Regions from separate parts of the Homo sapiens genome. Here region 1 is linked to region 2. A link is a contact called in ENCODE Hi-C or POLR2A ChIA-PET data. All regions are on one chromosome and are shown on one strand. The core of a region is the stretch at or near the end of the contact, and the rest is flanking DNA. Distances in the headings are between cores, read along the strand shown. Region 1 has its middle 31 kb from the start of CTPS1. Region 2 overlaps KCNQ4 (potassium voltage-gated channel subfamily Q member 4).

Region 1 (2,700 bases), core at 150-2,649, 150 kb before region 2:
TTTCTTTTCTTTTTTTTTTAAATTTCCAACATTTATTTTAAGTTCAGGGATACAGGTGCAGCATGTGCAGGTTTGTTACATAGGTAAACGTGTGCCATGGTGGTTTCCTGCACAGATCATCCCATCACTCAGGTATTAAGTCCAGCATCCATTAGCTTTTCTTCCTGATGCTCTCCCTTCTCCCACCTCCCACCCTCCGACAGGTCCTAGTGTGTGTTGTTGCCCCCCCATATGTGTCCATGTGTTAACATAATGCAGTTCCCACTTGTAAGTGAGAACATGCAGTATTTGGTTTGCTGTTTCTGCATTAGTTTGCTGAGGATAATGGCTTTGAGCTCCATCCATGTCCCTGCAAAGGACATGATCTCTCTTTTTTTTTTTTTTTTTTTTTGAGATGCAGTCTCACTTTGTCGCCCAGGCTGGAGTGCAGTGGCGCGATCTCAGCTCACTGCAACCTCTGCCTCCCAGGTTCAAGTGATTCTCCTGCCTCAGCCTCCCGAGTAGCTGGGATTACAGGTGCCCACCACTACGCCCAGCTAATTGTTTGTATTTTTAGTAGTGACGGGGTTTCACCATATTGGGTAGGCTGGTCTTGAACTCCTGATCTCATGATTCGCCTGCCTCGGCCTCCCAAAGTGCTGGGAGTAAGTGCAGACATGAGCCACCATGCCCAGCTGATCTCATTCTTTTTTATGGCTGCATAGTATTCCATGGTTCTACAAAATATTTTTTAAAAATTAGCTGGGTGTGGCAGCACACACCTGTAGTTCTAGCTACTTGGGAGGCTGGGGCAGGAGGATAGCTTGAACCCAGGAGGTAGAGGCTGCTATGAGCCGTGATTGCACTGGTACACTCCAGCCTAGGTGACAGAGCAATACCCTGTCTCAAAAAAAAAAAAGAAAAGAAAAGAAAAGAAAAGAAAAAATAAAATAAAATAAATTAAAGGAAAGAGCTCCTTGGTCCTTGCGTCATTTTCCCTATCTCCTCCCTTTGCCCTCCCTCCTTACCTCACTCCCTGGCTTCCTTCCTTCTCAAGCTTCTAGTGAGCCCCTGCTCTGTGCCAGGCCCCTGGTGCTGGGGACACAGGGACAAACAAGTACTTCTTGCCATTCTTTCCATTTCTTGTGGGCTGTAGCACAGTGCCGCACATGCTATGTTATTAAGTTATCTCCACCACAAATGCCGTTTCCACCAGATGTCATTAGTGGCAACATGATCTACAGTCTCACTCACTGGCATTGCAGGATAGAATACAGCATAGCCCGCACCCACCTCCCCACCCCTCCAACCCTACCTACCTCTGCCCTTCTTCCTAAAAAGGGCAGATGCCATTTCCATTAGCCCTGTAGGGGGCACTGTCTGCCTCCTCCCTTTTTAAAAAAGGACCAGCTGGTAGACAGACTTCGTGTATCTGCCTTTTCTCCTTCATGCTTTCCTGCCATTCATGACTCATTGCTAATCAATTTTCTCTCTTCCTTGTGCCAGTTTTATAGCCAGGCTTCGCCATCTGCCTGGTGGGCGAGTTGTGTTAGTCTGTGTTTGTGTTAATAAATTAGTTCGAGTAATATTATCTGTGCTGGCTGCTAGGAATACAGACAACAGTTAGCCCTGGTGTCTGCCCTAGGGAAGCTCACAGTATGGGGTGGGAAGGGGAGGCTGCTATTCCCGCACTCTGCGAAAGGGCTGCTGGATAGGGTAGCTTTACTGTTAAGGGTGGGACTGCACTGTATTTAGGGCATGTTTACTATGCCCCAGTGAGCCCTGGGCAACACAAGGGCCCCTTTGGCTCTCTTGGCTCTGAAAAGGAAGCCAGGAGTCTTGGTGGGAAACCTCTAATAGCCGGGGGAGGGAAACGCTGTCCGGGAGAAAACCCTATTTGTTAGCAGTCTGGGAGTCATCTGTCCTTCCAGGCCGACTTTTAGTAACCATAACATCAGTTAAAATAATTTTTTTTTTTTTTTTGACACGAAGACTTGCTCTACTGCCCAGGCTGGAGTGCAGTGGTGGGAGCTCGGTCCACTGCAACTTCTGCCTCCCGGGTTCAAGCAATTCTGCTTCAGCCTCCCGAGTAGCTGGGATTACAGGTGTGCGCAACCATGCCTAGCTAATTTTTGTATTTTTAGTAGAAATGGGGTTTCACCATGTTGGCCAGACTGGTCTCAAACTCCTGACCTCAAGTGATCCATCTGCCTTGACCTTAAAATAATTTTTAATAAAGATGATTTTTAACATTGTTACAAAAGTAGTAATGTGCTCAATGAAAAAAATTTCAGTGATAGAGAAATAAAATGAATTTCAATCTTTGCCTTCAATCTGTCTCACTGTTAACACTTTAGTATGTTAATTTCCAGGTATACATAATAGATATTATAATCATATAGCTACATATGTGTATGTGTTTTTATAATCAAATATATGTGGAAAGAGCTAGAGAGATTATTGTCTTTCTTTTTTATTTTTTTATTTTTTGAGACGGAGTTTCACTCTTGTCTCCCAGGCTGGACTCCAATGACGTGATCTCGGCTCACTGCAACCTCCGTCTCCCTGGTTCAAGCCATTCTCATGCCTCAGCCTCCCGACTAGCTGGGATTACAGGCACGTGCCACCATGCGCAGCTAATTTTTGTATTTTTAATAGAGACGGGGTTTTGCCATGTTGGCCAGGCTGGTCTTAGAACTCGTGACCTCAGGTAATCCACCC
Region 2 (2,700 bases), core at 46-2,545:
GTCCAGCATGCCTAAAACGGCTTTGTGGACTGTCAGTGGGAGAGAGGACCTCCTTCCCAGTACAGGTAGTATTTTGGACCTCGAGCTAAGGCTCGAGATGTGAAAAACGTCTGCCCAAGACCATCCAGAGGGTGCCTAAGCCCAGGCCAGCCCCTGGGAAGCTCTGCAGAAAGGTTTTCACTGTTATTTATCATCATTGGAGACAACTAAGATGCTTGGACTGAGCCTGGGTTCTGGTCTGGGCTCTACTGCTGACCTGAGTTTAGTCCCTGCCCTGTTCTGAGCCTGTTTCCCCCTCAGAAGAATGAGGGGGCTGGGTGAGACCAATGATTTCCATACTCTGTTGAGCTTCAAGAAAAAGACAGAGCTGGGGCTGGCTGAACTGCCAGGACTCTGCCCCTTCGCCAGGGTGTCCCTCCATTATCTGGGCCAAATCCCAGTGTACCCTCTTGGAGCCATTATAAGGCCACTATTCTAGGGACCCCCATGGACCCCAAGCTTATATCCCCAGACTCCCTTTCCAGACAGCCTCGGCGCCTGCACCCACCCTCTCTGCTTCCAAGGCCACCCCCACACACCACCAGCTCCCAGCTCAACCACACACATCTCCCCCCAAGCCAGAGTTTGCATAAGCAGCTGAACTTTCCCTATAGGCAAAGTCCTAGGGCTCCGGGTCAGGTTGAGCCAGGCCCTGAGCAGGGTTGGTCAATAGCTCTGGAGGAGGCACTCAGGAGGCTGGACCCTGGGGGGAAGGTAAAGGAAAAAGGGGGACAAGTTGGTAGCATCCCCAGGGCTCCTTGCCAGAGTCCTTACCCCTCCAGCATCCTCCTCGCCAGTCCCAGAAAGGAGTTTCTAAAACACGAATCTGCCATGTTACTCCTGACATCACTTCCTTCCCATCACCCTCTCAGGAAGCTGCAGCTCCCCAGCCCGGTGTCCTCACTGCCGAGCCTGGCCCTGTTGCATCCCAGCCTCTTCTCCAGATACCTCTTGCCTCCTCTAGGATCCCGCTCTTCTGACTTCTTGCTGTTCTTTGCAAATGCCCTGTTCAGCCTCACTTCTGGGTCTCTGCCTGTGCTATTCTCTCTGCCTGAAACACTGTTCCTTGCTCCTTTTCACCTAGCTAACTCCTACTTCTACTCATCTTTCAGTCTCAACTTAAGCCTCTTCCTCTGGGAAGCCTTCCCAGCCATGCCCAGATTGGGGCAGGGCTTGGCCCTCTGTGCTGGGCTCCCACTGGACTCCGTGCTGCCTGGACAGTGGCACTTATCACCCTGCCTGGTAACTGCCAGCTTCCCAGCCCATCTCCCCCAGGGAGCAGAGGAAGGTCTGATTCATTGCTCTGTCCCCAGAGTCTGGCACAGGGCCTGGCCCGGGGAGACTGGCATAAGCAGCTGAACTTCATTTAGAAGTGAAGGTTTCTCAAATGAAAGGGCGAGAGAGGGAAGGAATGAGTCCCCAGGGTAGAATCGGGGTGGGAGCAGGACCTTGAACTGTATTTATTTATTTATTTATTTATTTATTTATTTATTTGATGGAGTCTCACTCTGTCATCCAGGCTGGAGTGCAGTGGCACGATCTCGGCTCACTGCAACCTCTACCTCCCGGGTTTAAGCGATTCTGATGCCTCAACCTCCCAAGTAGCTGGGACTATAGGTGCGCACCATCACACCCAGATAATTTTTTGTATTTTCAGTAGAGACGGGGTTTCACCATGTTGGCCAGGCTAGTCTCGAACTCCTGACCTCAGGTGGTCTGCCTGCCTCTGCCTCCCAAAGTGCTGGGATTACAGGCGTGAGCCACAGCGCCCGGCCCAGGACCTTGAACTTTAAGGCTCAACTTCTCCTAATATCACCCCCCATTAGAAGCAGGCAGACATAGTCCGGGTGAGTTAGGTGGGTAAGATCACAGCCTATAGAGCTAGACTCTTGTGGTTAGAATCCTGGCCCTGCTACATGTACCCAGGCAAGTCACGTAACCTCTTTGTGCCTCAACTTCCTCATCTGAAAAGTAGGCATAATAACAGTACCTACCTCATAGTGTCATTGAGAGGAAAAAGTGATAGAAGGCGTGGCAAGCTCTCAGAGCAGCATCTGGTCCACGGTAAGCACTCAGTAAGGTCCTGCTAGTATTATCTTTGTTATTATTGAGAGCCAGAGCAGAGAGGGAGGCTGAGACTCAGAGAGGGAGGTGACTGCTAGAAGCTAGCCAGCAGGATCGTGTCTCTTGCCTTCCGACCCCAACCCGGTGCCCCTGATGTGCACTGATTACCCCCTCGGCCCCCCACCACAGTCCTGCAAACCGTTCCCACCCTCTCATGTCACAGAATCGTTGCACACTCGGCCTCTCCAGGCACTCAGTTGTCTGAGCTGAGCCCAGAAAACTCCCGTCCTCTTGGGCATTCACCACTTCCTGGCTGTGTGACAAGGGCAGTGTTTCACCTTTAAGCTTCAGTGTCATCTTCCATCCAATGGGGATAATGATAGGACCTACCTCATAGGGCTCTTGGAAGGATTAAATGAAGCAGTGTGAAAAATATTTAGCACAATACCTGGTAGAGATTAGACTATGAATCTTATTACTCAGTGACAAAGTCTGTGCTTAGAACTCTAGCCTGGCTCCAGCTTCGTGCATTCTTTTCCTAGAGTTCCCCAGGTCTCCAGCCTGGGCATCTCTGAGCTGTCCTCCAGGGGAGCCTGA

Evidence for each region. A loop is a pair of places that touch in the nucleus more often than their neighbours do. ChIA-PET counts read pairs that join two places held with the same protein, here RNA polymerase II (POLR2A). Pooled maps may share reads with other maps.
Region 1: POLR2A ChIA-PET joins it to region 2 with 10 read pairs in activated naive CD4-positive, alpha-beta T cell. The contact joins two enhancer-like sites. A Hi-C loop is called at or near these places in 6 of 168 maps with a recorded cell type or tissue (G401, esophagus squamous epithelium, posterior cingulate gyrus and 2 more) and 8 of 50 pooled maps. POLR2A ChIA-PET finds 5 or more read pairs at or near these places in 3 of 52 experiments (A673, SK-N-SH and activated naive CD4-positive, alpha-beta T cell).

The regions. Positions count from the first base shown.
Region 1 is chr1:40,947,755-40,950,454 of GRCh38, reverse strand. No RefSeq gene overlaps it. Among named protein-coding and RNA genes, the nearest start is that of CTPS1, 31 kb to the left of the region's middle. Within about 2 kb of position 1,399, at least 8 of the 41 ENCODE cell types and tissues checked have a DNase peak (open chromatin) inside an H3K27ac peak, as active enhancers do.
Region 2 is chr1:40,795,749-40,798,448 of GRCh38, reverse strand. The region is part of intron 1 of KCNQ4 (potassium voltage-gated channel subfamily Q member 4); the gene reads right to left. Among named protein-coding and RNA genes, the nearest start is that of KCNQ4, 13 kb to the right of the region's middle. Within about 2 kb of position 1,295, at least 8 of the 41 ENCODE cell types and tissues checked have a DNase peak (open chromatin) inside an H3K27ac peak, as active enhancers do.